4 separate regions of the Mus musculus genome follow, and regions 2, 3 and 4 are each linked to region 1. Evidence: chromatin loops called from intact Hi-C (ENCODE). Cell type or tissue: heart. All regions are shown on one strand.

Evidence for each region. Hi-C counts contacts between places; a loop is a spot of excess contacts. Peaks named below come from ENCODE experiments on the same cell type or tissue, not always from the same donor. Only the 100,000 strongest peaks of a DNase experiment are listed, where the experiment ranks them.
Region 2: it touches region 1 in a loop (3-fold over the local background); 2 of 42 quality-filtered maps call a loop at or near these places.
Region 3: it touches region 1 in a loop (5-fold over the local background); 4 of 42 quality-filtered maps call a loop at or near these places.
Region 4: a loop joins it to region 1, with 2.1 times the contacts of the local background. A loop is called at or near these places in 3 of 42 quality-filtered maps.

The regions. Positions count from the first base shown.
Region 1 is chr5:74,940,397-74,948,396 of GRCm38, reverse strand. Gm52779 (a long non-coding RNA gene) reads left to right here and starts at 4,110. Exons shown (of 2, transcript XR_003955748.1): 1 at 4,110-4,766; 2 at 6,657-7,270. In heart, a CTCF peak has its summit at 4,193; DNase peaks (open chromatin) are centred at 4,146 and 6,806; H3K4me3 peaks cover 1,776 bases; H3K27ac peaks cover 2,878 bases; H3K27me3 peaks cover 2,319 bases.
Region 2 is chr5:74,614,098-74,622,097 of GRCm38, reverse strand. It overlaps Lnx1 (ligand of numb-protein X 1), which reads left to right. Exons shown (of 11, transcript NM_001159577.1): 6 at 1,753-2,124. Among named protein-coding and RNA genes, the nearest start is that of Gm32304, 30 kb to the left of the region's middle. In heart, a CTCF peak has its summit at 3,228 (motif pointing left); no DNase peak of the experiment used is centred here; H3K4me3 peaks cover 197 bases; H3K27ac peaks cover 983 bases; H3K27me3 peaks cover 371 bases.
Region 3 is chr5:73,682,986-73,690,985 of GRCm38, reverse strand. No RefSeq gene overlaps it. Among named protein-coding and RNA genes, the nearest start is that of Gm34902, 35 kb to the right of the region's middle. In heart, CTCF peaks have their summits at 4,612 (motif pointing left) and 6,797 (motif pointing left); DNase peaks (open chromatin) are centred at 605 and 2,275; H3K27ac peaks cover 2,144 bases.
Region 4 is chr5:73,849,945-73,857,944 of GRCm38, reverse strand. No RefSeq gene overlaps it. Among named protein-coding and RNA genes, the nearest start is that of Gm34960, 49 kb to the right of the region's middle. In heart, a CTCF peak has its summit at 3,756 (motif pointing left); a DNase peak (open chromatin) is centred at 3,714; H3K4me3 peaks cover 521 bases; H3K27ac peaks cover 658 bases; H3K27me3 peaks cover 372 bases.

The DNA of each region.
Region 1 (8,000 bases):
TATCTTGATCTAATTATCTGTGACCTGGCTGTGGATTTAGTTCCCCATTAAAGCTGTTGCTCTGTCTTTTCAGAGGTGTGCCTTTGAACTCACCATTTTGGGCCCCAGTGTGCCCATTTGAAGAGAATGGATAAGTAGAAGACATTTAAAGGACTGGCTATGGGCTGGGCTGAGGGTGAGGCCCAGTGATAGACTGTGTGCTTAGAATGCACCAAGGCTCAGGGTTCCATTCCCAGTAAAATACAAGCATTTGCTCTGCATCAGGTTCTTAGAGCCCTCCCTGCTCCATTATCTCAAGCCAGCTCTGTGACCGCTCTTTGGAAAGCTGGAGCTGCCATCCCATTTCGCAGAGGAAGCACCTGAGGCACAGAGGGGCTGAGACATTGTTTAACTGCCACAGTGATGGAGCTGAGGAGTGGAGCCACTTGGCCTGTGTGTGTAACTGCCTCTGTTGTTTCCCCAAAGCTTTGTCTTGGGGGTAAGGATGGAAGGGAGTGTTGTAAATGCACAGTTTGCGATGGAGGGCAGGGAGGAGCGCTGCACAGATGGACTAAGCTCATTAGTGCCACTATCAGGAGGCAGTGTGACATTTCCCTATAGTCAAGAGGACCTGAGCCAGGAATGGCACCTTCTGGTTCTGGAGTGCTGGGAAGAGGAATGGGTCCTTCTCTGGGACTCAGAATCCCCTGGCAACTGGGCTTGACTGAATTCTGAAATGCTTGCCTTCTAGTTAAGGGGCAGGGCTCCCTCGGTAAGTAACAAGGGCAAGAACGCTGAGCTCTGTGACAGATCAAAACATGTGGACATGGGGGCCCCATGTTTTAGTTAGGATGATGCTAAGGGCAGGGAACAAGGTGGAGTGGCTCATCAGAGACTATTGAGTGCCAGAGTGGTCCACAGTAGGGAAAGCAGTGACTTCATTAATCTACCCTGTGCTGGGAACCATGCAGAGCAGTGTTCCCTAAGTTACCTGGTCATAAGAGAATGTTAGATAGAACATTCTATCACTTTCTTGTACGGACATGAAAACTGTGGCTCAGAATAGTGAAGCGACAGATCTATGCTCACACAGATTATTAAAGTACGGCAGGATTCAAGCTTCCTTCCTGATCTTTCCAATATTCTACAGTTCTGCCTAATGTCCCATTTTTCTTCCAATAACATTTACTAAAGAATTGAATTTCATCTTCCTTCCCTCTCCTTTCCCCTTCCTTCCTTCCTTCCTTCCTTCCTTCCTTCCTTCCTTCCTTCCTTCCTTCCTTCCTCTCTCCCTCCCTCCCTCCCCCTCTCTCTCCCTCCCTCTCTCCCTCCCTCCCTTCCTTCCCTCCCTCTCCTTTCCCCTTCCTTCCTTCCTTCCTTCCTTCCTTCCTTCCTTCCTTCCTTCCTTCCTTCCTCCCTCCCTCCCTCCCTCCCTCCCTCTCTCTCCCTCCCTCTCTCCCTCCCTCCCTCCCCCTCTCTCTCCCTCCCTCTCTCCCTCCCTCTCTTCCTTCCCTCCCTCTCCTTTCCCCTTCCTTCCTTCCTTCCTTCCTTCCTTCCTTCCTTCCTTCCTTCCTTCCTCCCTCCCTCCCTCCCTCCCTCCCCCTCTCTCTCCCTCCCTCTCTCCCTCCCTCCCTTCCTTCCTTCCCTCTCCTTTCCCCTTCCTTCCTTCCTTCCTTCCTTCCTTCCTTCCTTCCTTCCTTCCTCCCTCCCTCCCTCCCTCCCTCCCTCCCTCCCTCCCCCTCTCTCTCCCTCCCTCTCTCCCTCCCTCCCTTCCTTCCTTCCCCCTTCTTTCCTCCTTTCTTTTATTTTTTCTTTTTCTAAAATTTTTTATGATTTGTTTTTCAGTGGAAGTGTACCCAGAAATTTGTTCCAAATGATTATCTAAAAGCCAGATCACGTTTTCGAAAATATCTTTATAGTCAATGTGTTTCTACATTTTGAGACAGGGTTTTGAATTCTATAGCTGTAGCTGACCTCAAACTTGGGGCTTTCTTGCTCCAGTATCCAGAGCACAAAGCTTCAGAGACCTTCAGTGGGCTCTGGGATGAAGTGGGTTTTCTTACAGGATTAATCCTGGTGCACAGCAAGTGAGCATCCTCTCTCCTCCCAGGACTTCATACCGGTCCCTATTTCAATATCAGGTTTTCTTGGGTCAGTGGTCAAACCAGTGGCAAACAGGCAAGGTCCAGGCAAGCCACGTGCCAAGCCCAGTGTCCCAGCAGGCCAGTGTCTGGAGCATTGATGAGGGACTCAGAGGCTGTGGCTTGGGATGGCAAGATGACCTTCCTGAAGGGTCATTGTCAGGTGCACAAGGCTTTATCTGAAATGCACCCCTCCCTTTCCTGACCTTCCTTCTAGCACCAGCCCTGGTTCTTACCTGTGCTTTGGCCAGATCCATAGTGAGTAGTGACTATTTATCTTAGGATCTGAGTCAACACATGAACTTGGGAACTCCTGCTTCTCTTCCCCCAACCTTCCTGTGCCTTGTGCTGGTGACACTTCCACCCTCACTATCTCCAATGTCATTCACTTGGCTGTCAAATCACTGTGCCTTCTCCTCTGCTTTTGTCTTTTTGTGTGTGTGTGCTTGTCCCCTGAACCCTCCCCAAACACCCCAGTGCATTCCTACCCATGGCTTTTGGATCAAATCCACTGTTCTGGTTGCTATGTCTGCAGAGAAGTTATAAGTAGCCTTTCCAGACTCTTCACCTCCCTTTAGTATGATCCTTTGCACTTTCCGGCTGACTTTTAATTGGCCCATGCTCTTCTTCAGCTTAGCTTCCTGTTGGAGACAGGGTCCCTCCATGTAGCTGAGGCGAGCCCTAAACTTTCGATCTTCTGTCTTAGCTTCCGGGGTGCTGGGTTTATAAGTATGCACCACTGTTCTTGAAGCCTGGCTTTCTCTCAGCCCACGAGCCTCTTTCTCAACCACCTGTGGGTCTCTTAAAGCCCACTGGTTCTTCAGAGCTCAAGGGCAAGTCTCTCTTCCATGTGTCTTCCTTCATCCTCTAGTCCAGATGCAAACGACCTCTACTTTTGCAATGAATACTTTTTCCCCTGTGGACTCTGCTGTTCTTGTATTATAACTATTAATAGTTTTGTCTGACTCTTCTTTTAAAAAGCTCTTGGCTATGCTTAGGACTGAACCCATGGCCTTGAATTCTACCTATGGGTTACAATCCAGCCCTGTGTCTTATTTGATGCCTCCTTTCTTAAAGGCTAACATTATGTCCTTGTCTTGCGTTTTGTTTGTTTTTTTGTTTTTTGTCTTATAATAGAACCTTATATATTGAGCCAGGTTTAGTGGCTGACACTTGTAATCCCGGCACTTGGGAAGCTGAGGCAGGAGGACTTTCAGGAGTTTGAGGTTAATTCTGGGCAACAGTGACTATTAGATCCTGCCTCAAACAAACACCCAAAGTAATCTTATACATAGCTAAGCTCAAACATATTTGTAGGAAGGAATTACTCCATGGAAGAAGTAAGCATCCTTCCTTGTCAACAGAGAAGATGTCAGCTGAGAATAGACAGCTATGTTGGCAGCCAGCATGAGCACCTTTTAGCTGCTAGAATTTCAGTCCTTCATTGACTACAATGATACATCCAGATAGTTCCTCCCAAAGAACATGGATCAAATCTCTCCCAGTTCGATGACGTGCAGGGCTCAGGATAGAATTCTCTTGCTAGAACCTCATGATGTGTGTGTGTGTGTGTGTGTGTGTGTGTGTGTGTGTGTGTGTGTGTCTTACTTTGAAATGACTGCAAATTCTCTAAATACCTCCTGTAGGGAAATCTGCCTGCCCCCTCACATAGCGATAAAATCTTAGCACAAAGCGAAACGGATGATAAATGGAGAAATCTGGCCCCCATCTGCAAAACGAATGGTTTCAACTAAAGGATCCATCCATCGAACTCGTGATGGTTTGAAAATATTACACATTCTCTTAAGTTCTCTGAGAAATTTGGCCAAGCCGACCAAAACACCCCACCAAAACCAAAGCCTCCCGAATAGCTAGGTTTTGTAGAGGGAAAGCAGTGACTTTTTACAGACTCTCTCGCTGCTCCCTTGTGGGGACTGAGGCGCCCGGTATCTAATCTACTCCCCACTTCCTGTGTTATGAAATGCTGGGCATAGTTCTGTCTTGGCTCACTTGCATTGTGCTAGAGCCAAGAGCGGGACAAAAGCCACAGCAAACACTGCCCTCTTTCGTCCGATTGCGTCTCTGCCACTTCTCCGCGGGCCAGGCAGGCAAAAGGGAAGGTTATAAACGCTGAGAGAGCCTTGGCTTGTCTTTCCATCTCCGTGGTTTCTCCGTGCGACTGCGAGGCCTCGGCAACGGGGAACATCTTTATTTTGGTGTCATAAATATCTCAACTTATCCAAGGCTGCTACTCTTGCCTGACGCTTGCTCCGTTCTGAGCTCGGAAGAGTGGGTGTGAAGCAGAAAAGAGCCCTCATTGTTTAAGGTCTCTCAGCTCCGCTTGGATTGAGCTCTGAGCTCAAGATAAAAACCCCAGAAAGTGACACGTCAGCAGCCACAGAGAGGATCTCTTCTGCCTTCCCAACCGCTCGTTTGGAAGAGAAGGGTTTTCTCTTTGTGGTTTGTGGAATTCTTTCCTCATAATTGGGTCATGATGCTCATCAGTATGTTGTTTGGGGATGAACTGTGTGGCCCCCCAAATAGTGCTATAGTGCTTGATCAGGTCTGTTGAGGCAATCTACTGCTGCAAGGCCCGCAAGAGAAAGACATCGCTGCTTGTGGGCTGATTTGATTTGATTTACACAGGTTTGGGTGTTTGTTTGTTTGTGTTTGTTTTTGTTTATTTTTTGGTTGGTTGGTTGTTGTTTTTTTGTTTGTTTGTTTGTTTGTTTTTTTGATACAACCATGAATCACAATTAGAAACTAAATATTGGCATGACTTCATTTTTTGGTTGATTTGAATCATGCTTCTCACCTATTTCTTAGGGTTTGTGGGGTGCAAGGGTGAAGAGTCAGAGGAAGGGTGTGTCACTTAGGAAGATTCTGATCCAGGCAGGAAGGAAAGCAATAGAATGTGGAATTGGCCCACGTGTGATTTTTATTCCTAAGCTTTAGCCCAAGTTCCAGTGACTCTAAGTCCTTGATTTCCCAGAACAGCTCTAGAGACAGGTATTTGGCTCTGCTGTGCCCAGCAAGGAAAGTGTGCTTTTCAGAGTGTGTGTTTCTATGGGCAGCTTGGGAAATGTTAGATACAGTCACAGAGACATAAAGCTACCTCAAGGGCCAGGTCCCTGGGGACCCTGGGTGTCTGCTGTCCAGTGGAAAGCCTACAGGGATTGCTACTGCACATTCCAGGAATGTTCCAGAAGGAGTGCTACCTCTTCTGATCTCCAACACCCTCTCACCACCAGCAGATCTCTAGAAGAGATCTAAGCCAAGAACAAAGTCAAGAGATTGATCCATTTGTTCTCAGTGAGGGCTTTTGATGGGGCATTTACACAGGCGTCTGTCAACGTGCAGAGATCAGGGAAATTTCCAACAAGGGGGTTAGGAGGTGCGGAGAAGGCTTGTCCCTTAAGAGAAGCCAGCCAGATACCTGGGGCTGAAAGCTGAGGGCTGATGGCCTACCTTTGATAATTGCACAAAACTCCATCATGGCCTAAGCTGGATGGTGAGTGTTTTAACTTCATTTGAAAAGGCCCGGGGGTTGGAAAGATGAACTCCAGTTTTCCTGGGAGACTGTCTCAAAATACGAGGTGGAGAGTTACTGAGGAAGACAACTTATGGCTTTTATACACACTAAACACATTACTTGTGCACTCACAAACAAATGATCTCACGGACACACACACTGATTTTATGTTGTCCTTGGGATTGACTCAGAGCTCAGTACTTAAACATTTGGTGGCTACTGACAAGAAAGGCTGTCCTGAGTAGGTGTGCTTTCCTTCCTTCGGAAAGATGGGGTTTCAGGCAGGCCAAAGGAAGGAATCGCCCCTCTGCTAAGCTTCAAAAGTGAAGGGGCAGTTTTGTTTTGAGACTTAACTATGTAGCTCTGGCTGACCCAGAACTCATTCTGTGGACTGGGCTGTCCTCAAATTCACAGAGATCCTCCTGCCTCATACCCAGCACTAACTGAGTAAATTTTTAAAACTTAAGTTTCTTTTCATGTCTGTCTGTGTGTGTGTGTGTGTGTGTATGTGTGCATGTGCCAGCTTGTATGTGTTTATATATGTGTGTGCTTGTGTGTGCATATGTGTGTATGTGTGTGTGTATATATGTGTTTGTATGTTTGTGTGTTTGTGTATATGTGTTTGTACATTTATATGTTGACATTTGTGTATGTACTTGTGTGTATGTGTGTGTGTGAAGCTCTCTCAAATCTCTCTCTCTCTAGCTTCTTAGCTAGTTTATTTAATCAGGAATGATATACTGAATACTAACTTCTTGAGTTTCTGCCGCACGGTATTTTGTCCAATCTGTTTCTCCTGGTTTGCTGTAGAGGCGAGCTGTGTGGATGAGAGTGGGGAAAAGCCAGTCTACACTTAATTTATAGAGCAGACTGGGAACAGAAACTAAAGAGAGTTATTTCTTTCACTTGGGTTAAGTCTGGAGAGTGTTAGGTGATGGACAGGCACCTTGATTAAAGACTTATCTCTCTTCTTTTCACCCCCCACGCTTCTTTCCTGACCATAGGTCGATTGCATTTCAATCACTCGCAGTCTCAGCGGGGCAGGGCTGCCACAAGCTCGGGACCAGCGCCTGGGCCAGGCTGCATCCCAGGGGCTCATCCTGGAATCAGAGCTGTTGATGGAAGCTTTACCGTATTTCTCCTGCTATTGCCTCCTCAATCCTTGACTCTTGCAGGGCTAGACTGCTGCGCTCTGGCGCCAGGATTCCCAGTCCCCGCTGGATACAGCCACAATAACAAGAGCCCGAGCAGGCACCCATAATGGATAACGACTGTTTGGTTGGCCTTTCCACGAAGATCTGGAGTCTGCCAAACACAAATGCTGATTTAGAACTCATCTAGGAATCCACCCTGGCCTGGGGTCCCGGTGTTTGGAGATGTTTTTTACAGCCTGGCTTAAGACTAGGCAGCACCAAACAAATAAATGGAAAGTTCAGAGTTGTGGTGTGTCAGGGACAGCAGGTTCTGTGTGGGCAGTGAAGTGAGCTAGGCAGGGAACCTCTGCTGGCACTGCTGTCTGACAGACCACATTTTCTAGTTTGGCTTTGAAATTTGAATGAAAAATGTGTAATAAATGTGGTGTCTGGAGAGGAGAGTTCAGAGACCTCTGTGAACCAGGGAGAGTTCTTGTTTGTTTTTGTTTTTGTTTTGTTTGTTTGTTTGTTTTGTGACAATATTTTACTATGAACCCTAGGCTGGCCTCAGACTCAAGGCTCTAAGCTTCCTTCTCAGTGCCAAGACACGTGCCAGCGCCCATGACTCTTCCCAGGTTCTCCATAGTTTATCTTTCCAATCTCCTCCAGCTCTTCCATGGTACAAGATTATCTAAACTGGGGAGTTCTTTGCAAATGGGAGTTACTAAGCGAACACCCTCCTCCTCTCCTTCCTCTTCCTCCTCCTTGGAGCCAGGACATGCATATGAAGGCTAGCCTAGAACTCACTACACAGCCAAAGATGACCTCTTGAGTACCAGGATTACAGATGTATACTAGCACTCTCAGTTGGTGCCATACAAGGGATGGGGACCCATGGCTTCATGCTTGCCACACAAGCAAGCACTCTGCTAAGCGAGCTATGAGCTTGCCCTAAGCTGATGCAGATGCACTGAGCTGCTTAGAGCACCCAACTCTACAGAAGCCCTGACCAAACCATTCCAGGAACACAAGGAGACCTATTCTCTCTGAGAGATCTTGGGAAAGGGAACTGGAGGGGGCCCGAATGTCTGAGGATACACAATCTGCCTCAGCAGGGGCAGATACAGGTCTGTAGCAGCCAACCAGGAGACCTGGCTGTCTCAACAGTCTTCCCTCTTGGCTCCATTTGTCTGTGTCTCCTCTTCTTCCTCAGAC
Region 2 (8,000 bases), 330 kb after region 1:
CCATCTACCTCTGAGCTGGAGCAGGAGGTGACTGACCTCAAATAAGGCCAGTGTGCCTCTAACAATGGCTTCAAGTACAAAAAAATCGTAGCAAATTCTAGAAACTGAAGAAACGTCTTGCTCGTTGTGGGGCCCTTTCCTTAAGCAGCGCAGGGCTGCTGGGAACTGTTTCCTTCCAGGGCAGTGACAAACACTGGGGCTACAGCCTCCAGGCTGGGCCTGTGGAGCCAGGATAATTAAAGCCAGAAAGTCAGCTGCAGCAGCAGTCCGGGAGATTATCAGAGGCCTAGCTTTGGGATATTTAAGGAGTACGAGAGAGTGGCCAGGCTTTCAGTAAATAGCCTTGAATGTTCCTTTAGCATTAATTTGTTTGGAATTATTCAAGCCCCAGGCATCCCTGTATAGTTAGAACCCAGACAAAGGATCTTGCAGACATCCATCTTGATTGGGTACCTGGCATTCCTATAAGTACACTGTCACACTCACTCACACCTACAAATACACACACAGGCACACTCAAGGATACTGTATCATACAATGGCACCCTCACACACACAAGCCAACTCACAGGTACTGTACCATACAATAACACACATGGGCTCAGGCCCACTCACACATACTATGTTATACAACATACACACTTGGGCCCACTCACACATACTATGTCATACAACACACACACACATACACGGGCCCACTCACATTCATACTCTAACATGCAAGAGCACACACACACTCACATAGATAATATAATGTGAAAACACACTCAGGCACATTCCCATAGATAACATAACAAACACACCTACACATGATCAGGCTCACTCACACAGATACTCTACACTGGCACACAATTAAGCACATATTCATTCATTCTCTCGCTCTCTCTCTCCCCCCACACACACACATGGAAGATCTGGAAGTGACAGTATGGGTAACCCAGTAAGATCACGTTGGTTGAGTTTTGGAAAGACAGTCTCAGCTTGTTTTGTTCTAGAAGGCACTAGATATTACCATCTGATGTTGGGGTGCAGAGCTGTGGCCAGGCCTGTGCTTCACATGCACAGTGCTTCCAGAATGCTAATTTGAGTAAAACTGGGAGGTGACTGTTGTTTGTTTGTTTTCTTTCTTTCTTTCTTTCTTTCTTTCTTTCTTTCTTTCTTTCTTTCTTTCTTTCTTTCTTTCTTTCTTTCTTTCTTTCTTTTTTTTCCTTCAAGTCAGGGGTTTCTCTGTGTAGCCTTGGCTGTCCTGGAACTCGTTCTGGCTGTCCTCTAGCTCAAAAAGATCTGTCTGCCTCTGCCTCCCAAGTGCTGGGATTGAAGGCATGTACTACCACTGCTTGACTTGGGAAACGTCTGGGGATTTTCTTTCATATAATTACATCTCTTTCTTCCATCCTTTCTTCCTTATGAACTTAAATAAATAAATAAATAAATAAATAAATAAATAAATAAATAAATTGGCAACATGAAAGTCAGGATTCTGTAAATATACAAGCTGAGGTAAGGACTAGGGTGAAGGAAGAAAGTGTGGAGTCATAGAGACCAGAAAATGACTGTGGAAGATTAGGTTATTTGGATACAGGACAAAAGGAGGTGGCAGAGCAGGCCAGGGGACAATATCCTGCTGACTCTGTAGGCTTGGGCTTGTGATGGCTTGACTTGGTTCTTGTGATACTAAGGATCAACCCCATGTTGGCATGGACCTTTTCAGAATGCTTACAGTAGGCTTACTCTCAAATGGCCCCACCCCCAGGTCAACGGCATGGACATCAGCAATGTCCCTCATAACTATGCCGTGCGGCTCCTGCGGCAGCCCTGCCAGGTGCTGCGGCTAACGGTGCTGCGGGAGCAGAAGTTCCGTAGCAGAAGCAATGCGCACGTGCCGGACTCCTATGGACCTCGGGATGACAGCTTCCATGTAATCCTCAACAAAAGCAGCCCCGAGGAGCAGCTTGGCATAAAGCTGGTGCGCCGGGTGGATGAGCCCGGCGTGTTCATCTTCAACGTGCTAAATGGGGGTGTCGCCGACCGACACGGCCAGCTGGAGGAGAATGACCGTGTGCTGGCCATCAACGGGCATGACCTTCGATTTGGCAGTCCAGAGAGTGCAGCTCATCTGATTCAGGTGGGTCAGAAGTCACCCTAAGATCTCAGTCAGAAACACCCACATGAGCAGGACCACTCAGTCACCTTACCATGTACGCTGAGAGAGCCTTCCCTCTAAGGAGGTCAGGGCAAGGGCTGGCGTTTTCAATGAACGAGAAAGAACCCAGTGTACACAAATGATGCCCCTTGGGTCATGATCTTTACTGATAGCATTGTGGTGTTATGTATTCTGTCTCTCCATATATATATATATGAATGATGGGATGGAGATTATATATATATATATATATATATATATATATATATATATATATATACACACACACACACACACATAAAATGATTATAATGATATAGTCTATATATGAGAATATATATGTATGTATATGTATGTATGCATGTATGTATGTATATCCCATCTTTTCCCTCTAGTCTGCTTTGATTCTGCTTTGATTCTATTTTATGGTTATCTGCCAATTAGGAAAGTACAATACTGTGGCAAATAATATTCTACACGTACCTAGATCATTGTCCAGCAAGGTTAAGCACTCAGTGAATAAATGCTTATTATATGTAAATATTTAACTAATAAATTAGTCGAATTATGAACAGGTAAATATATATGCAATATAGTTTGCTCTGGGGGGGGTTAAAAAAAAACAATTCACCACCTACATTTTGTTTTTACATGCTTTGAGCTTTGACCCTCTGCTGTAATCTCTACTTTTTATCTCCTTAACTTTGCTTAGTTATCACTATTTGAGCCTCTATGTACCAAGCAGTGCCTGGTACAGTGATGAACATGATGATGGTGGTTGCTTGCTCCTCAGATCTCGAAAAACATTCTGTTTCTGATTTTGTACAACCAAGAAGGCAGAGCTAGACTAGAAAAACTGACCAGGTAAAATAGCCACACGTGAAATGAAAGTCTCCAAACCCTTCGGGAAGAAACTACTTAGCTTAATTTTGGAGGTTTTTTTTTTTGGGGGGGGGTGTTTGTTTGTTTGTTTTTCTGTTTTTTGGGGTTTTTTTGTTTGTTTGTTTATTTTTACCTTCAAAAATTAGACTCTAAGAGGCTGTCCATATTTTTTTCATGTTACCCTTGTTAGCGCCCTCTGCAGGTCACCCAGTGTAACTCCCATTCAGGAGCTCATCTTTGCCAACTGTAACTTGTGCAACAGGCAAAAGAAAAACTCTAGCTCATGTTATTTGGAAAAAATCTTGATTACATGTGGCATTTTACTCTTGAAGATTAATAACAGAAGAACATGTTTTTCCCTGAGAAAGTAAATGTATGAAATAAAATCTTGCCTAACAGTGGGAATTCCTTTCTTAAAAAATCCCTTTGCTTACGAAACAAAGCCAATCTGCTTTATAAGCAGAAAGAAAACTTTCTATTTCTCAGAAAGGCTAGGGTCAAGCTAGTTGGGGAAGAAATTTTTAAAATAGATATTGTAAAATTCTCTCTCTCTCTCTCTCTCACACACACACACACACACAACAAAAAATGCTAAGCAATAGCTTGCTGTCTCAGAAAACTGGATTTTATTTATGTGATACCTGTAACACACACCAGACTGCAGGGATTAAACTAAATCCCCTTCAAAGATTGGGACTCAGATTTCCCCGGGGCCTTGGCTGTGCTGCCCGTGGGGCCTTGGCTGTGCTGCCCGTGCCCCCCCCACCCGCGCCCCCCGCCCCTCCCCACCCGCGCCCCCCGCCCCTCCCCCCCCATGAATCACATTTGCTCACAAAGGAATTCCCAGAGAACAGTCCTCTTGGTCTTCTTCTCTCCCATCACACCACACTTTTTGCTTACATAGCAGAGACCACAGTGATTTTAAATTGGAGCAACTTTACCTATGTGAAGCCCCTAACCTCGGCTTCCTCAGCAGCTGCCAGGGCAGACCTGACCCTAGTTTAAGACACCTGGAGAGTCGAGGCCCTTTAAGAAGGAAAACTTCAAGAAAATAACACCTCATGCAGGGAGCCATTGACTCACTTGGCAGCTTAGTAAGGGCCACGTGAGTCTTTACCACTGTTGACTTCTCAGGCTTTTTGAGCATCCTTACTGGAGAAACTACATGGAAAACAAGCCTCCCAGAACTCTCTGATGTTACATCTGTATCCCTGAGGGTTGGCACATCCCACCCAGTTATTCTCACGGGAACCTGGGAGTTCTAAGAACATGAGGAATTCCCATCCATGTGCAATTCTAGACTCTAGTGAGTTAAGCTTGTCTAAGAGTTCAAATATATACAGACAGCGAAGAAAGCAATTATGAATTTCAAACTGAGTAACCTTCCAGGGGCTTTTCTCTTCTTCTTTTCCTCCCTCCCTCCCTCCCTTCCTTTCTTCCTTCCTCTCTTCCTTCTCTCTCTCTCTCTCTCTCTCTCTCTCTCTCTCTCTCTCCCTCTCTCTCTCTCTCGCAACCCCCCAGAAACTGAAAAAAAAAATCAAATCAATTTATAGAAGTGGGTGGGAAGTAAGTGGGGGCATTCACGGCCATATGTGTGATTTCTGTTCCTTGGATAAAATAATGTTTAAATATACCATTGTTTCATCAGAGATCTGAAAGTCAGCCTGTTAAACCTTTAATAAGAACGTGTTAGGACTTCCAGCAGACCTGAAAGCAAACCATGCTCTGCTCACTTGCCTACGGTTACTCTCAAGTCAGCATTCCAGGTCTTGAGTTGCGCTTCATACCTGGAAAGAAAGAGGCACAACTCTTGTGGGGATTTAAACATTCAAGTCCCTGGGAGCCAATAACAACCACCAGTGAAATAGGACCTGCTGGGTCTGTGTGTGTTTCTACAAATCAGCACAGCTCGTGTAGAACCCAAGCCCTGCTTACATAAATTGCCTTACCAGGCTCCCGTAGTAAATTTAGTGTGCATAGACTAAACTTAAATCTGCTTATGCTCAATTCGCAAAGCCCAGGTGATTACTAAATAGGACTCAAAATTCCCCCATTGTCTTGAGAGAGCGGGACTTGGAAGCCCGTATCACATTTCATGAGAATGACTTAGGCGGCGCTGTATATTACATCCAAGTGTTAAGGGGTCCGGTCACCCCGTTGCCCTTCCTGCAGCATACAGACACCCTTCCCCACCCCTGCATGCTTATTCCTTTACTGTGGAAGAGAAATAATCTTGGGAATAATAACATCCAGCTCCCAGAAGAGAAATGGTGCTAAGGCAGGGGAGTGCTGCGGTTGTCCTTTTGTCTATCGATCAGCAGTTTCAGGGAGCCGGGCACCAGATTCTTACATTGAGTGTGTCACTGACGTCGGCATGGCCATATTTCCTTCATCGCTCAGTCTCTTATTTCTACAATGTAATGCGCTGCTGCGATGATGACGCTGTATGTGGAGTTATAGACTACTAAGGAAAACAGAGCAAGTGTCGGATCTAATTCTCCTTTCCGGCTCTTTCCTTCTTACCACCTTTCCTCACAGCTCCTCAATTTCCTGTTTCTGTGACTGGGTCTCTGATGCTGTTTAACTCATGGAAGAGGGTCTACTCTCTAGAAGAGAGGCATGATTTTTTTTAAAAATAACATACTAGGCAGTGCTTAGTACTAAAACCTCAGAGATGGGCAAATTCTAGGTTTACACCAAGTTCATACATCAACTTCCCAAACCCTATTAGCTTATTCTAGACTTATATTCCCAAAGCCTGCAGTTCTTGGCTCGGTGGAAATAATTTCCCCTGAGAAGTTCTTTTACTCCCAAGAGGGGAGGGCAAGGATAAGAGCTTTGTTCCTGACCTTGTTACTTGGTTTGTTGTATCTGTAGAGTCAACAAGGATGACTGTGACCTTGGCATGTTTCTGGCTTAGCAGTTGGTTCTAATGTCTGCACTGCCAAGGAGGGTCTCTGTTCCACTGTATGGTTTCAGAGACAGGCTGTGCTGTTGTGAAGGCCTGACAACTTTTCTGTCACCTTCTAATGAATTGTTAATAATGAAACAGATGTCTGTACCTCTTGGCCCTGTAGAACACAGAGACAGTAGCCTTTGCATGAAATAACAAGACGAGACTATCCTGATGCCCTCTGTGCTGTTAGTCCATCTAGCAAGAAGACTCCACTAAGATGGCTAGACTAGAATTTATTGTCTTGGTCCAACTCTACACCCCAGCCAGACTCAGCATCATTAGAGTGGGGCCAGTGCTCGCATTGCAAGCACCGATGGTGAAGAGTAGGAACAGCTGCCCCAGAAAAGACAAAAGCGAGATGGAATTGAGCCATCTTTAAAGATGGTTGTCTCGGTAGGCAATGTTTTGGCCCTGTCTTACAAGACATGGCTAGAATTGACTGAAGTTCAATGTAAAGACTGGCTTTTTAATTAGGGCTATATTTAACTTGCCACATACTACTTAGGAAAGTTCAGCTCCCTGTTTTGGGGAGCACGGACACATGAGTTGATTGACAGAATGACAGTATGTTGTTGTTGAATTGAAGCAGGACCCACAGAGAAAAATGTAGGTTTGATGATGTCTGGCGGCTCTTACATATCTGTGACCTTCTGCATGGATGCAAGCAGGGCACCACAGTGCCCAGGGCTTTGGTAGCATGTGCTGGATGAAGCAAGAATGATATTTAAATGTTGAAGAAATGAGATCACCGAGCAGTGTAGAAACACCCGTCCCACAAGTGTCCGTTGAAGATCAGTTGATGCTAGACTGCTGCTTCTTTCTGGGGATTTTTAAAGAGTTAGATGCATAGGATGAATTTCGTTAAGAAGCAATTTTTAATTATATTCATTTTGTTTGGTGTGCGTGTGCAAAAACACATGTACAAATGTGCAGTCAGGGTCAGGTGACAATTTGTAGGAGAGGTCACTTCTCTCTGTCCATCATGTGGGTCCTGAAGGTGATATTCAGACTTTTGGGCACTCTCACTAAGGATCCATGCTTCAAGCCCCATGAATTTGGATCTTTGTTCTGTTTTATTTGGTTTTGTAGAAATCGTTGAGTGGGGCATGGTGGCATATGTTTATAATCCCAGCACTTAGGAGACTGAAACAGAAAGATGTTAGGTTCTCCACGTGAGCTACATCCTCTTCTTAAAGGGGAGCTGACGATGATCCAGGAAAAGTCTTAAGAGTGGCTGAGCAGAAAGCATCTCTCCTAAAAACTGACTCTGTTGGTTCTACTTTAGCCCTTCTCCGCCTGTGTCAAGGGACTGCCCTTTCAAATACGCCTCTTTTGCAGACCTAGACTGTGTTGAGGGTCTGTCCCACAGAGCACAATCGTGACACCCAGCAGTCAGTTTGGTTCCCTTGCCCCATTTCATGTGTTTGTAGAGAATAACACTGCAGCATGGTGGAGGAGATGGAGACCCCTGAACTTGAAAGTCTGCAGAGCCAGTACAAGGAAGACAGCAGGTGAACCCACAGAAGCTGGCTAAGTGCTCACTCGGGCCACAGGAGGCTGAGGCAGCAGAGAGTGAGTTTCAGGCCAGTCAGGGCTACATAGCGAGACTCCGTCTCAAAATAAATAATAGCAATAACAATAGTAATAATTTAAGCATATAGTGTGAATATGCAGGTGTTTGTCCGTGTCTGTGCCCCCAAAGCAACACAAATGACTTACTCAATTTCAGTTTTCCTTACAGTTAGGGTAATTCCTTGGCTGGATGAGAGGGTTGGACTGCCATATACTGGTCCTCCAGCAACTTTTGCTCTGCCTGTAATATCATTGCCCTCCTAGCCACTGTTTCCCATTAAAACAACAACTCTGCAGTGCACAGTTTCCTGCGTAACTATGGGCATGAAACAAAGAAGCACTCTTACCTTCACCCCTTCTGTGCCTCTACCTTGTCTCCCCTTTCACATATCACAGTCACACGGGTGGAAAGAGAGACTCTCGTGCCCGGGACTGTTGTTTCTCAAGC
Region 3 (8,000 bases), 1.3 Mb after region 1:
CCAACCTGTGTGCAGGATTGCCTGCGAACAAAATGCCACTAAATCTCTGACATCCTGGGATTTGTCATCCTCTCGAAGGGATATTGGCATGCCGCCGTGTCTGAAGCTTCTGACCTGACAGTTTACAGCTGGAAGGGATCATGGCACCCCATGTCTGAAGTTGGCATCCACTCCACTCGAAAGCTACTCTGGAAGGCATGGGTGGCTTCAAGAATCATGGTTGACCAGACTCTGAACTTTCCCTTTTGGACACACAAGCTTCTATATTAGGATACCTCACACATTCAAGGCAAAACCATCTAAAGCAGTCTCCAGCTTGTGTCATACCAGAGTCTGAGGTGGGCAGTGAGCTTGCATACTCAAGAAAGAAAGGACCAACTCCCATCTTGCTTAGGCTGGTCCTGAGAAGTGCTGGTCTAAGTCAGGAGGGGGCCATCCCTGGAAACAGGCAATACCTTATTCTTAGCGCACCCTACTATCTCAAGTTACTGGGAAGCCCACATTCTCTGGGGAGCTCAGGCAGTCTGCTGTTCTTAAAGCTCTGAATGAGGGAAAGTGATGAAGTCATACCCAGCTGGCTTCCCTCAAAAAAGCTCAGAGAGTGTTCTGTTTAACATCACACTATCCCTGGTCCTCCCTCCATGTTTGCTGTGCCTCCCTCTGGGCTCTGGGACATCAAAGTTCAAAGGTCTATAGTCAGGCAGAGCCCTGGGGCTGAAGCTGACACTCCAGGCAAGACTGTGGGACACTGGGAACAAAATGGAACAAGATCGCTGACCCTGGTGTCTGCTGACTGTGTCTACACATGCACATTTAAAGGGGACAAAGAAAACACAAGACTCAAGGCAATTGTTTGGAGTTTCTGACAATAAGAAATGGGCCTCTCACCTATGGGGGATCTTGGAGAAAAGCCACAGAGGGTGTGAGGAGAGCACAAGTGGACAGCTTGTTATAAAGGGCTCAGCAGACAGAATGGAGTCATGCCCTGTTCCCATGAATGTATTTCTTGTGTAAAGACTTCGGGAAAAAACCTAAGGTGCAGACACACACACATCAGTCATATGCCTTTATCATACACTTGGGAGGCAGAGACAGGTGGATATCTGTGAGTTTAAGGCCAGCCTAGTTTACATAATGAGTTCCAAGTCAGCCAGTGCCCAGGGTCACTTAGCCTCTATATTGAAAGAAAGAAAGGAAGAAAGAAAGAAAGAAAGAAAGAAAGAGAGAGAGAGAGAGAGAGAGAGAGAGAGAGAGAGAGAGAGAGAGGGAGAGGGAGAGAGGGGGGGAGGAAGGAAGGAAGGAGAGGAAGGGAGAGAGAAGGAAAGAAAGAGAGGGAGAGAGCAAAGTGGGAGAGTAGAGAGAGGGGACAGGGAGAGACAGACAGACAGACAGAGAAGAAAACAGAAATTGGTTTATATAAGTCAGGCTGGTTTGTTTTTCTGTCCAAGAGCTTGAGGGAATACAACAAAATTCTAATGTTTACCCTGCCCTAAAATTACTAAACTACTTCTATCTTTTTTTTTTTTTATCTATGTGTAAGTATACCAAGTGGATGCCTGGTATCTATAGAAGCCAGAAGAAATCGTCAGACCCCCTGGAAGAGGAATTAAAGGCGGTTGTAGGCCACCTCGTGGATGCTGGGAATAGAACCCAGATCCTTTGCAAGGTCAGCCAGTGCTCCTAATTGCTAAGCCCTCTCTCCAGTGCCTCTATTTTCAAACATTAAAAATCAAAACAGAAGCTTGCTGAGGGTTCAGTAGTTGGTATTATGCATGAATCTACGTTTGTGGAAAGGAAAAAGGAAGGCTTCTTTGTTTCTCACAGCTTTACTGCCAACATTGGCATATTTAGAAATTAATGGCTATATTTAAATGCATTTAATTCTCTGGGAAAGGGGATCTTAACAGAGAGGTGGCTTAGTGGGACCTCTCCAAACAAAATCTCAGACTGTAGAGTGCTAGTGTTGGGTTAATTTTGCTTAAGGCATCTCTTCAACATAGTCAAAAGGATACACATTTCAGGACACTCAGCCAAAGAATGTACAGTAGAGCTAGTCCAGCAGTTAGCCAGGCTCCACTATCTGTCAGTATCTGTCTTTCGGTCTTTCCAATACAAGATGTTCTCTTTCAATGTGAGTGAAGATATTTTACTCAAAAAAGAGCCTCTGGCTGCTGAATTCCTTCAGTTTGACTCACTGCTCCCTTGAAAGATTAAGCACACTATTTTTAGAGCAGCCAGCAATGTCAGACTGACAGTTCACCTCCATGATCAGGGTAGGACCTGAATCACCTCCAGGAACAAGGTGGTAGTGGGCTGGCAGGATCCATGCCTACCCACAGCTGTACAGGAACTGATCTAGTCACACACACACACACACACACACACACACACACACACACACACACACACTTTGGTTTCACAACAGAGACAAGTTACAGATACATGTTATTTCATCTGGAATGAGAAAAAAAATTCACTTCTTAGGTTGAATTTTGTTTCTAGCAGGATTTAATGAACAGACACAAATCATAATAGGTATCTACCAGCCAAGTTGAGCTCGTTTGGAGACAACCTGATAATTCAGAGGATGGAAAATGCATTCCCACAATCCCCTAAACTACTGCCACAGCTCATCATATTCCCTTGTTTCTTGATTCTGCGTTAAAACATCATTAATACTGAGCTATTGGCATTTAAAGCAAGAGCTTGAATTACCTCATTTGAAGTCAAATGCTAATCCCTTACACTTTTCCTAAAGAAGCCAAAAGAGAGAGAGACAGAAGAGAAGAAAGTAGGAGGAGAGGAGGAAGAGGAAGGGAGGGAGAAAGAGAGGGAGGTAGGGAGGGGGAGGGAGAAAAAGAGAGAGAGGGAGGGAGGGAGAAAGGGGAGAGGGAGGGGAGAGGGAGGGGAGAGGGAGGAGTGAGAATGAATCCTATTGAAGAATTTGGCTAACTGGGGGAGGGGAGCACACATGTTCTCTTCTTAGATGAGGCTTACCAAGAACTTTAAAGATGTCATTTAAATCAATCTTGAAGCCTCCTCCTCTTGTCCAGATTCACTGCAGGCCATTGGGTGCTGCGTAGTTCCAGGGTACACTGTTCTCAGAATGGCCTGTCTCAAGCAATAATGTTACTACAGCTCTGATGGTTTGGTTGTAGGTTCTTCTCAGCAAGAACCTTCATTCCCAGTATAGATCAGCTGCGTCCCTAAGCAGACGGGTGAGGACCATTTTGCTTTCTCCATTGCAGTAAGACTTCTTTTTTGAAGATATTTTTATTAATACTTTGAGAATTTGTACAAGCAAACAACGTGTTTTGATTATATTTACCCTAGCTCATCCACCTAACTCCTTCCAGATCTAGTCCCAATTTTCTCCACACTCTGTCCCAAGGTCATATCCTGTTTCCTCTTAAACAATCCACCAAATATAGTTTGTGTTGCTCATATCTTTATAAACTCGGTGATGGGGCCAATCCGCTGGATTGTGATCAGTCTACCAGAGCCACACCCCTGAAAATAAAAGGATTTTCCCTCCACTAGAAGCTGTCAACTGTCGATAACTCTATGAGCCCTCCCTATCAATGCTAGATGTGGCCTGGCTTGCTCTTGTGCATATTTTTGCAGAAAACCATAGCTGCTGTAAGCCAGCTCTACATCTATTTGTGTGTATATGTGCCTTCCTGAGCGTGTGTGCACCATGTATGTGCAGATGCCTTTAGAGAACAGAAGAGAGCATCAGATCCTCTGCAACTGGTGTTAAGGTGGTCATGGTGTGAACGCTGAGAATGCAGCCCAAGTTCTCTGCCAGACAAGAAGAGAAAAAGCTGACATCCCAAGCCATTCATTGCATTCATCTCAGTAAGAACTCCAGGTTGGTGGTGTTAGATTGAAATTTTAAAATACCAAGATAGATAGATAGATAGATAGATAGATAGATAGATAGATAGATAGATGATGACAGATAATAGACAAATAGATAATAGATAGATGATAGAAAAATAGATAATAAATGATAGATGATTGATAGTAGATAGATGATAGGTTGATAGGTAGATAGATAGATAGATAGATAGATAGATAGATAGATAGATAGACAGATAGATAAACAATTAGACAGACAGACTGACAGACTGATAGACAGGCATGGTTGATAGATGGATAGATAGATATGATTAATGAATAGATGATAGACTATTGACCAATGATAAACTAATAAATGATAGATAATAGATAAATGATTGATAGATGCTAGATGAGATAGATAGATAGATAGATAGATAGATAGATAGATAGATAGATAGATAGATAGATAGCCAAACAAGAATTACTCCCACCTTCACCTCCTGTGCTTAAGAAATTGCTTCTTGAGCCTTAAGAGGATAAAGCATATAAGCATATACATCCTTTATGGGGTGCTATGACATAGTTGTTTAGATTTTCTGACACTCTATATTTTTATCCCGACCATTCATTATCAATGCAAGATGTTTTCCAAGTTTACAGTGACCAGTTAAGCTAGGAATGACGTTGTAGATACTATCTGAGGACTAATATTTTTTATTTTTGAACCATTACCAACAGCAAGTGTGCTCGTCTCATTTCCTAAGCAATATTGCCATCTAGTGCCTTCTCTCAGACATTTCCCAGGGAACTTCTGGGTCCCAGGCCTGAGTTTCCCTGGGAAATGCTGCTTGCTTGGACTTCTTCCAACTGTGGTGGCAGCTACTTAGGGAAGGGGAGGTCACACCAGGAAGTATTATGACTTTGATAAATCCAATGCCATCCCTGTTACATTCTCACCACCCGATAGTCAATAGAGAAAGGTTGAATTCAAACATTGAAAAGAGCTGTTGTTTCTAGCTAACATTGTTTAGAGAATTAGTAACCCAGCCAAGCCTCTCAAAAGTTGTCTCACTCAAATGAGGGTTACACGTGACTCTTTCTTTAGAATCTAACTTTGCTTTGATGGTGGCAAATTATATTGGGCTTTGAAAGAAGTGAAGATGGGGGCTGCATTGTTCATTGGGGAACAAAGCAAGTATATTTCTGGCAGTTCTGGGATCACTGATATTTTTTCAAAGTAGAAGTCCAAACTGTTCGATGGCGTGTCTGTGGGAATTCCAGTCATGGCGGGCCACCCGTGGGGGTCTGATGTCACCTTCTCTCCTTTGGGATTTTCCTCTAGAGACAATGGAGGAATAAGCCTAGGTCATCCAGGAACTCCTCACTCCCCTTGGCCTGTGACGGCGACTATCCAGCTGTACTCGTGGGGAGTCACGATCCTAGCTATGACCCCAGCTTTCAATCACACATGCTGAGCCCAGATCTCTGCGATGTAAGGGAGTAAAGAAGTATAGTTTTCTCAACAACAACAAAATGTATCCAACACTAAGGACAAGAAAATATTGACATATATATGGGAAATAAAATGAGCATTCTCCCCCAGCCTCTTTTATCGACAATCTAGATGTGTGGCCAATGACTTGCCATGTGTTCTAGGTACACATGCAGATAAGGATTAAATATGCTCAATTTTCAATGGCTTGCATATTTCTGGATGGAAACAAGTAGTTGAGCACATGCAGTCTGTAGGTCACACAGCATTCACAGTTGGGAAAGTTCCAGGGATTGCATTAGGCCTCAGGTATCCTGTTCAAGGGTTAATGAAGCCCGATCTTTGGCCAATATTTCCAAACCTGCCTTTCTGTGCTGATGCAAATGCCCCAGAGACTATTACTAGGCTTGACAGGAAACCCACAGATGCATCTTTGATGTGCATACCAAGTATTTTTGTCAACAATTTGGGAAATACTAGCTAATATTCTCATTGAGTTCACTGAGCTAAGATTTACCATAGTTCAGATTTATTGTACATCTAATTTATTTTTTAATTGTTTTTAACAGCCTAACTATTTAAAGTCAAAATCATTTGAAAGTTCAGTAAAATGAATGCATTGTATGAATCAGGGCATATGTGAATCTTCATGTGAAATGTCATTTGCTGTCTTCATATCCACTCATACTTCGCTTAGAGGTTAGATGCTTATATGTAAGGGAATGCATGGGTGCCAAAGAGATGAGAACAACTGAAACCAGGAAAAGGGAGAAATTCAAAGAGAAGCAAGAGGAAATTAGAAATGAAGATGTAAAGATATAAGGTAAGGGATTTAAAGAAAGACATACACACTGGATACATTCTGGTATCAGCATTGGAAATGGAGGCAATTTTATCTTATAATACAAATACAATATACAATATTATGTAATATTGTATCTTAGAAAACAAAGATAAGCATGTATAAAACACACAAGAGATTCCCAGTTTGGAACTTTTATTGGGTACCCGGTTGTACATCCTTTACTTCTGTAATAAAATACTAGAGGCAGATTATTTATACTACAAAAAAAAAAAAAGCTTTATTATAGCTTAAAGTCCTGGATAGCTGGGACACAGAGTGATGCTAACAGAGTCTACAGACAGCACAGAGCTCCACACAGCAGAAAATGCTGAATATATGTGTTTATATGTCTCTTCTGCAGCCACCAGGACTGAATCATGCCCGGCCTAAGGACACTACCACACAGAGCCCCACAGTGGGAGTCAAATTTCCCCCAAGCATCACCCTTCAGTATGCACAACCCCTTAGCTCTGTCAGAATCTCCAACAACTGAAAGTTGTGCACTATGCTGTGTCAACAGCAAAAGCCTCTCGAATGATAATGAAGGGAACTTGCTCCATCCTGCCTCACACTCATGACCCACAGGACAGGACCAATGCTGACATCTACTGGTCTATGGCAAAAATCTACAACTTGTTCCCTGATCTAAAGAGACAGAAGTATCACGGGAATAAAATGCCTTGGTCCCAATGTTCCAACAAAAGAAATGAGTTACTAAAGGACCTGATTTATCGTGTGACAACCGAGGTACTTCGACAATTGTCCAATGACTGGGTCGCCTTTCTAGATCATTTTACAGCACGTTTTAACACATCGTTTCATTACTAAAATTCTGAAAGCACTATAAGTCAATTTGTAATTAAATCTGCAATATACACACTTGTCAGCCACCCAGTAGAAGGAAACAGATGCCCAGCTTTGATAGTGAATCGTGGGTGACAATGTGGAAGTCTGGTTGTGCTAACCCCTGCTGGGAAGCTTTTCAAATGTGAAGTTGTCCACTCACAGTTTATTTGAAATGGGAAAGCTGGTTCCCATCTTACTCTCAAGGCCTCTGCTCATTTGTGGATTAAGGCTAAACTGCCATTCTAAATATCTTTTTTTTTTTCATGTGGTTCCTGGGCTTGTAGTTCCATGACCTAATGCACTTTGTAAATGCTAGATTCTTTAAGATTCTGTAACATCTCTACCCTTAATTATATGTATGAAACGAGTCAAAGCAATACCACTAAGAAATCTTCCACCAACTCTACAGCCCTACAGAGTGATCTCAGTATCACTCTGCCCACTATGGCATGGATGTATGACATGCCTAGAGACAAATTAGAACGGTCAGCAAATGCCCTACTGCAACTTAAACATCCAATGGTGGAGCACCCAGCTGAGCTAATGGGGCGTGTTCAAGGCGTGTCCTTTGAGCTTCGTCTTCCTTCTTAGACTGGCTTCCTTAGCAATGTCAGGATTCTAGCATAGAGTTCTATTCTCTGGTATATTTGACCATACTATTCTACCCTTCCCTTTCGTAGCACTCCACCCCCACTCTGTGTGTGTGTGTGTGTGTGTGTGTGTGTGTGATGTGTGATGTGTGCATGTGGATGTGGGTGCATGTATCTATGAGTTGAATGTGGAGGCTGGATGTCTTCCTCAATCTGTCTCCACCTTATTTTTGAGACACACCCCCGACCCCCGCTGACCTGAGCTCACCTGTTTATCTTAGGCAGGCTGACCAGAAGCTTCTGTTGTGGGCCTGTCTCTAACCTCCCAGCACTGGAGTGAGACATGGGATGAACTGCCATGCTCAGTCTTACAAGTGCTAGGATC
Region 4 (8,000 bases), 1.1 Mb after region 1:
AGGTGGGGCAGTCTCTGGATGGTCATTCCTTCAGTCTCTGCTCCAAACTTTGTCTCTGTAACTCCTTCCAGGGGTATTTTGTTCCCCCTTCTAAGAAGGATCAAAGTATCCATACTTTGGTCTTCCTTCTTCTTGAGTTTCATGTGTTTTGCAAATTGCGTCTTGGGAATTCTGAGCTTCTGGGCTAATATCCACTTATCAGTGAGTGTATATCATGTGTGTTCTTTTGTGATTGAGTTACCTCACTCAAGATGATATCCTCTAGATCCATCCATTTGCCTAAGAATTTCATGAATTCATTGTCTTTAGTAGCTGAGTAGTACTCCATTGTGCAAATGTACTACATTTTCTGTATCCATTCCTCTGTCGAGGGACATCTAGGTTCCTTCCAGCTTCTAGCTATTATAAACAAGGCTGCTATGAACATAGTGGAGCATGTGTCCTTATTACAAGTCGGAGCATCTTCTGTGTATATGCCCAGGATTGGTATTGCTGGATCTTCTGGTAGTACTATGTCCAGTTTTCTGAGGACTGCCAGACTGATTTCAAGGATGGTTGTATCAGCTTGCAATCCCACCAGCAATGGAGGAGTGTTCCTCTTTCTCCACATCCTCTCCAGCATCTGCTGTCACCTGAGTTTTTGATCTTAGTCATTCTGACTGGTGTGAGGTGAAATCTCAAGGTTGTTTTGATTTGCATTTCCCTGATGATTAAGGATGTTGAACATTTCTTTTAGGTGCTTCTTAGCCATTCCTCAGTGAGAATTCTTTGTTTAGCTCTGTGACCCATTTTTTAATAGGGTTATTTGATTTTCTGGAGTCCAACTTCTTGAGTTCTTTATATATATTGGATACTAGCCCCCTATTGGATTTAGGATTGGTAAAGATCCTTTCCCAATTTGTTAGTTGCCATTTTGTTTTATGGATCTATTCACATTCTTCTACATGATAACCACCAGTTGTGCCAGCACCATTTGTTGAAAGTGCTGTCTTTTTTTCCACTGGATGGTTTTAGCTCCCTTGTCAAAGATCAAGTGATCATAGGTGTGTGGGTTCATTTCTGGGTCTTCAATTCTATTCCATTGAGCTACCTGTCTGTCACTGTACCAGTATCATGCAGTTTTATCACAAATGCTCTGTAGTACACTTGAGATCAGGGATGGTGATTCCACCAGAGGTTCTTTTATTGTTGAGAATAGGTTTGCTATCCTAGGTTTTTTGTTATTCCAGATGAATTTGCAAATTGCCCTTTCTAGCCCTGTGAAGAATTGAGTTGGATTTTGATGGGGATTGCATTGAATCTGTAGATTGCTTTCAACAAGATAGCCATTTTTACTATGTTAATCCTGCCAATCCATGAGCAGACCACAGCAATTCTTATAAAGGAAAACATTTAATAGGGACTAGCTTACAGTTTCAGGTTTAGACCATTATCAGTATGGCCAGAAGCATGGTAGTGTGCAGATAGACATGGTGCTGGAGGAGCGAGAGTTCTATACCCAGATCTGCTGGCCCCCAAAGCTTACATCCAGCAACATACTTCGTCTAACTAGGCCACACCTACTCCATCAAGGCCACACCCCCTAATTCTTGTCAAGTAACACCACTCCCTAAGGACCAAGCAATCAAATATGTGAGCCTATGAGGATCGCCACAGTTATGAAGCCATCTCAACATGGTGCCTGGGTGTCTGCTGACTGGATGAGGAGCTGTAAGTGAATACAGTCTGATGCCAATCAGAAAGTGCAAATTCCATGGCTAAACACCGACCAAACACACTTTATTGAGAGTCCCAGGTCAACAGGTGTTTGCTGCTGCAGTGGAGTGTTTTTATAGCTTTGTGGACTCGTCAGGAAATAGGAGGGCCCTTCTTTAGGACACTGGTTTGTGTCTGCTTGGGTTTTGTCCATGTAGCTATAGAGGTTAACAATTACCTGAGCTATGATGGCCTCCCCAAAAGAGGATAAAATTTATTAAACATCTGAATGCAAAGAAAAATGACCTTGAGCCTGGTGAGGTCAGAGTTTAATCCCGGCACTTACAAGGCAGAAGCAGACAGATTTCCACAAGTTCAAGACTAGCCAGGTCTACACAGTGAGTTGCACGCCAGCCAGAGTTTCAGAGTGATGTAATGAATGCCACCCCTCACCCAAAAGCTTTGATTAAGCCAAAAAAGATTGTTACCAATGTAAAACCAAAATACCAAAACTCCGTTCAGAAGCTTTTTCAGAGTCATAATACAGACCTCACACTAATAACCATTTGCACGCCAAGAAAAAAAAAAAAACAGAGTGACATTTGCAGTTATCTAACCCGACCGATCTGGTGTGGAAGCTGACTTTATATCCTGAGCAAATCTGTATCCGATTCAAAGTGAGGTGCACTGGAAACAGTAAATATGCAAATATTCTACAACAAGCCTGTACTGCAACTTTCTTGATGTCCCTGACCCTGCCTCTCCCACTAGGATTTGTGAAGTTGGTACCAGATTTCTAAAAGAAAGCCTCGATACAGTCGGGACTGGCCCTGTCATTGTAGGCTGAGGAGTCACTGGCCGGCTCTAAAGCCTGTTTCTCTCCAGCCATGCTACAACCACCTGTGAAAGACCTAGCGCTGTCCATGATTGCTAAGACAGTTTCAAAGTCGAGCACACTGCACTTTTAAGTACATCTCACTTGAGAGAAGACTTATAGCAACTTATAAGTAAAAAATTTATCTATTGTGTTTCAAGAGTTGGCGGGACGCCTGGAAAACTCCGGGAGGTCTGAGTAAACCCCGTGGGACTTCCCGGGAGCCGGAGAGAGGAGCTTCCAGCTCCATCTGGACCACAGTTGCATCTCAGCGTCCCCAGGTGTATCATTTCCCATCCACCCCAGATCCCTATTAAATACATTATTTTACCGATGAGAAAGCCAAAGCTTGGGGAGACTGAAGGAAGAAATCCTAGTGGAAATCTGAGTGCAACAAACACACTGTGGCTTTATTCCATAGTGCGACAACTATTCAAAATCGGAACGGGACTGGCGCCATCCCCTAGCTGCTTCCACACTCACGCCTAGCCGAAATGCTCAGGCCATCACAGGATCCTCAAAGCTATGCCAGGACTTCTAATTTCACCATTTAACTCCAGGACGCCATAGAAACATTTGGCAACAAACCCATCCGTTTCCTGATTAAGTTTTCTTTAGCTCGGAAAATCCTGCATTAAGGCTCAGATTTTCACGCATCACAAGGATTCTAGAGACATGTGAGACTCTGTCTACGACCACTCCCCTCCGGACCCAGTATTTTACATATGGCCTGGTCTGATCAGCTGAGTCCAGAGAGGTACAGTGCTGGATGCCAGGCACCCCAGATGCCCGGGTACCTCTAGCTTCTGAGACTCATGCTTCCCACTCATAGCAGAATAACTTCAGGTCACCGAATTTTATTCAAAGAGAACTACATTCGGTTGTCTCATTTACGGAGCTATTTCTCAATGCGGTGGATGCCACCGAAGAGAGCCAGGTTTTCGTTAAGGATTCCACAGGGCGGCTTCTTCAGTGAAACTCAAGTCTGGCTATTGTCTTCAGTAAATCTTGCTCCAGCAAGGCCTGCATCCACTTATCTTTGTGAATTGAGATTCTGTGGCTTGGATTCGGTTCCTACTCCTCCACCGGCCTCTCCCCACTTCATACTCTTCTAAGCCAAACAAGGATGGGGGCTGGGGAAGCCCAGTTCAGCGTTGTATTCTTTGTCTCTTGCTGCCCCCTGCTGTTCAAGACAGGGTAGGCTAAGCAGACTGGCAGCGAGCTCCAGGAACCTGCCTGTCTTTGCTTCCCTGGTACCATGGAAAGACGGTGTCACCACACCCATATGTATGTATACGCCGCTGGATGGAACTTGGGTCCTGATGTTGTGGCGAGCATTTTCCAAACGGCGCTGGTTCCCTGGCTTCTCCATTTTTCCTCTCAACATGGAAATGAAAGGATAGCTCCCGAGCAGTGGCTCTGTGAGGGAGAAACAAAGTGTCTGGCAGCAAAAGCTATAGGATTTTCTTATGAAGCACTCTCATTCCATTAGTTTTTTTTTTTTTTTAAATAAGGAAACAAAATCGTGTTACTTAATATCCATTTCTATTGAGCCAGTTAGTCCATCTAAACACACACAAGAGTCCAGACATGCACTTTGGAGTTATGGGAGAGATTTACTATGACGTTATGTTCCCATTAAACCCATCAGAAGGTGGAACCAGATGCCAAGAAAGTATTGACTGCACAGGCAAAACCCTCCAACGAGTTCCTCCCGGTTCACCTTGAATATGTCCTGAACACTCACATAATTCACATAATTTGGCAAAACCCATTGTAACACAAAGCCTATTTGTTAATAAAGTCCCGACTAACCCATGCCATTTCTCCAGCTCTCCAGGGAAAGGTGCCACAAAACGTCCCATTGGAGAAAGAAGAGAGTAAGCAGGTAGAATCACACTGCAGTTTGGCTTTGCTGCACCGTATACATACAGTGGACTAGAGGCCAACTGAACGACAGTCAAACTCTGGTGGGCAGGGGGACAGAACAGCATCATGAGGATCACACATAGGTCAGGAGCTCTTCACATGCACACTTCAAGAGGCACAGGGACTAAAACTCGAGTCCTCACCTGAATGAAGGTCGTCACAACCTCTGAGTACCTGGCCACTTAATTCCTTCACCCACCAGAATGAGAGTCTCAGGAGAGCAGACACTTGCTGCCCAGTTTACCATGTACTCACTCTGGATCGGCACAAATCCAGACGTGTTCAAGGTAAGGTCTTCCTGTCTCCGATCAGCAACCACTGATATTCATTTCAACCACTGATGTTCATTTCCCAGGCAGCAGCCAGACCATCTTTCTAAAACTCGAATCTGATCATGACTGTTGCCTATTTGGAAGCCCTCCAATGACTCCTCCTCAGTTGTCCTGGCAAAGCCCAAACCCCTAAAATAAGCCAATAAGGGATGGTGTGCATTTCAGCCACACCAAGGCCTTTTGGCATTCCTAAGGGTCATGTGTCAGGTGTCCCAGCATCCACACCTGTTCCCTGACTGGAATCCCTTTCCCTCTTCCCTAAATTGTGGTGACACCCGCAGGACCCAGCTCAGGGATGCCTCCCACTGGGCTGAAGTAAAACTGAAGTAAGAGGTAAAGCTATCTTCCTGGGCCTCCAAGTTGTAGGGTCTTAGTTTATTGGTGCTAAGGATGATTATCGTGAGCCATTACTTCTGAACCTGTGTTTTGCTTTCTTCTTCCTAAGCTCCTACAACCTCCTCTATTTCTTTAGGCATTTACTACACAAGATATGGTGCACACACCATTAGGATTTCTATGCCTGTTGGTCTCTTAATGGGACCTTTATGGAAGGCAATTGGATGTTCATTACTGTGTTCCTTTAAGAATAAAAAACAAGTGCCAGGCGTGGTGACGCACACCTTTAATCCCAGCACTCAGGAGGCAGAGGCAGGCGGATTTCTGAGTTCGAGGCCAGCCTGGTCTACAGAGTGAGTTCCAGGACAGCCAGGGCTACACAGAGGAACCCTGTCTCGAAAAACCAAAACAAGAAAAAAAAAGAATAAAAACATGAGCATATCATAAAAATTAGATATAGCATTCTTCTTTTAAACCTGTGTGTGTGTGTGAGAGAGAGAGAGAGAGAGAGAGAGAGAGAGAGAGAGGAGAGAGGAGAGAGGAGAGAGGAGAAAGGAGAGAGGAGAAAGGGAAGGAGAGAGGAGAGAGAGAGAGACTCTTAGGAGAGAGGAGAGAGGAGAGAAAGAGAGAGAGAGAGAGAGAGAGAGAAAGAGAGAGAGAGAGAGAGAGAGAGAGAGAGAGGAGAGAGGAGAGAGGAGAGAGGAGAAAGGAGAGAGGAGAAATGAGAGGAGAGAGAGAGAGACTCTTAGGAGAGAGGAGAGAGGAGAGAGAGAGAGAGAGAGAGAGAGAGAGAGAGAGAGAGAGAGAGACCCTTTTCCCCAGGATAACAAACAGGGTTTCAGATGACCCAAGACTACTAATAAAAATGATGTCATTCCAGGCTCATCTTTGGGGAGATAGATCAACTTTAATTGAGGTGAATCAAAGGTTATATAGTCCTGGGGAAGCAGGTAGGACTATCCAGGGTGGGCAAAGCTCATTGGTTGAAGGCTGAGGTGCTGAGATGCCTCATTAGCATGAGGAGGCACTCTAGGAATTCCAGGCGCTCCCTGAATGGGTTCTTATCTGGAGAAAGGAAGCTGAATCTGTAAGCAAGCGCCCCAGGCAAGGTCAGAGAAGGAGAAGCCCTGTTGACAGAGGGGGTCTGCCATTTTGCACTGAATATGTGTGGTGTGTGGTGTATGTATATATATGTGTGTGTAATGTGTATGTATATGTGTGTGTCTCTGTGTGTGTATGATGTATATGTATATGTGTGTGATGTGTATGTATATGTGTGTATCTCTGTGTGTATGTATATGTGTGTGTGATATGTATATGTGTGTGTGAGTGTATATGCAGAGTGGAGATCAACCTTGGTTCTTGCTCTCCCTTTGTTTAAGACTAAGTCTTGTTCACCACTGTGTACGCCAGGTCAGCTGGCTTTGAGCCTCCACTCTCATCTTGCTATAGGAATGTGATGTTATAGACATGTGCTATCTCATCTGGCTTTCTATGGGTTCTGGGGGTCCAAGTTCAGGTCTTCATGCTCACAAGGCAAGCCCTTTTCCCACTGAGCCCCCCCCCCCCCGTCCCCCAGTCTCAGATATAACATTTAAAGAATGACCTCTGAGGTCCTTGTGTGAGTACGTAAAATCCCAGAGTCCTGCTTTATAGGCCAGAGAAGGAAAAGTGTGGCTCAAACTTACCACAACTGGTTCTTTGTGGAATTCTGGAAGGTGCCCTCTTTAGGATCTGATGAAGACAAACACACATGATCCTTCTCAGGGTTTCTGAGTGTCACGTGGGCGATTGTATGGGAAGAACTCCAGGTGGTCCCTGCCAGGACAATGCTAATAGCAGTAATGAAGTGAACAAACGTGAAATCATTGATAGCACTTATGGCTACAGATTCACTACAATTATCCCCATAATGCTTGGAGGTGACAGAAGCTGGCACCGAAGGTGGGTCTATTTAATCCTCTCTCACACTGGCAAGGTTACAGGTAACTCCCTTGCCTGGGATCTGCTGCTCTGAGCCAAATGACACAGCAGCTCATATACCTCTCCTGCTCAAGAGTAAGTCCCCAGCTGCTGCCAGCGGGTGGACCTGAGTGTCATGAGACTGTGTGTATATGAAATGACTCTGCATGAGAGAAGAAATGGATGCTTTTCATAATTCACATCTCAGATTAAGATTTATCATCCCAGGAGTTTTGGTTCAACTTTGAAAAATAATGTCATCTATTTATGTTGTATACGTATGGATGACTTGCCTGCTTGTGTGTGTGTGTGTGTGTGAATCACGGACATGCCTAGCATCCACAGATGCCAGAAGAGGGCGTTAGATCCTTTTCATTGTATTTACAGATAGTCATAAACAGTGTGGGTGCTGGGAACCAAGCCAGGGTCCGCTGCAAGACCAGCAAGTGCTCTAGATACGGAGCTGACTCGCTACCTCAGACTTAACATGTTTTTTTTTTTTTTTAAATGAAGAAAACATAATCTAACAGAGAAAACATCACACCACAGATAATTTAGGCCTTCATGAATACTAGACCACTTTATACGTAAGTGTACTAGATTATAAAGCTAAGTCGCAATCCATCCTGGAACACACAAACAGGTCTCTATTGGAAATTTGCAGATGACCATTAATGGCAAGAATTAAACTTTTCTGGTTTTTGTTGTTGTTGTTTGGTTTTCGAGATAGGGTTTCTCTGTGTAGCCCTGGCTGTCCTGGAATTCATTCTGTAGACCAGGCTGAACTTGAACTCAGAAATCTGCCTGCCTCTGCCCCCCAAGTGCTGGGATTAAAGGCGTGCGCCACCACAAACTTTTCTAAAGAAGCGACC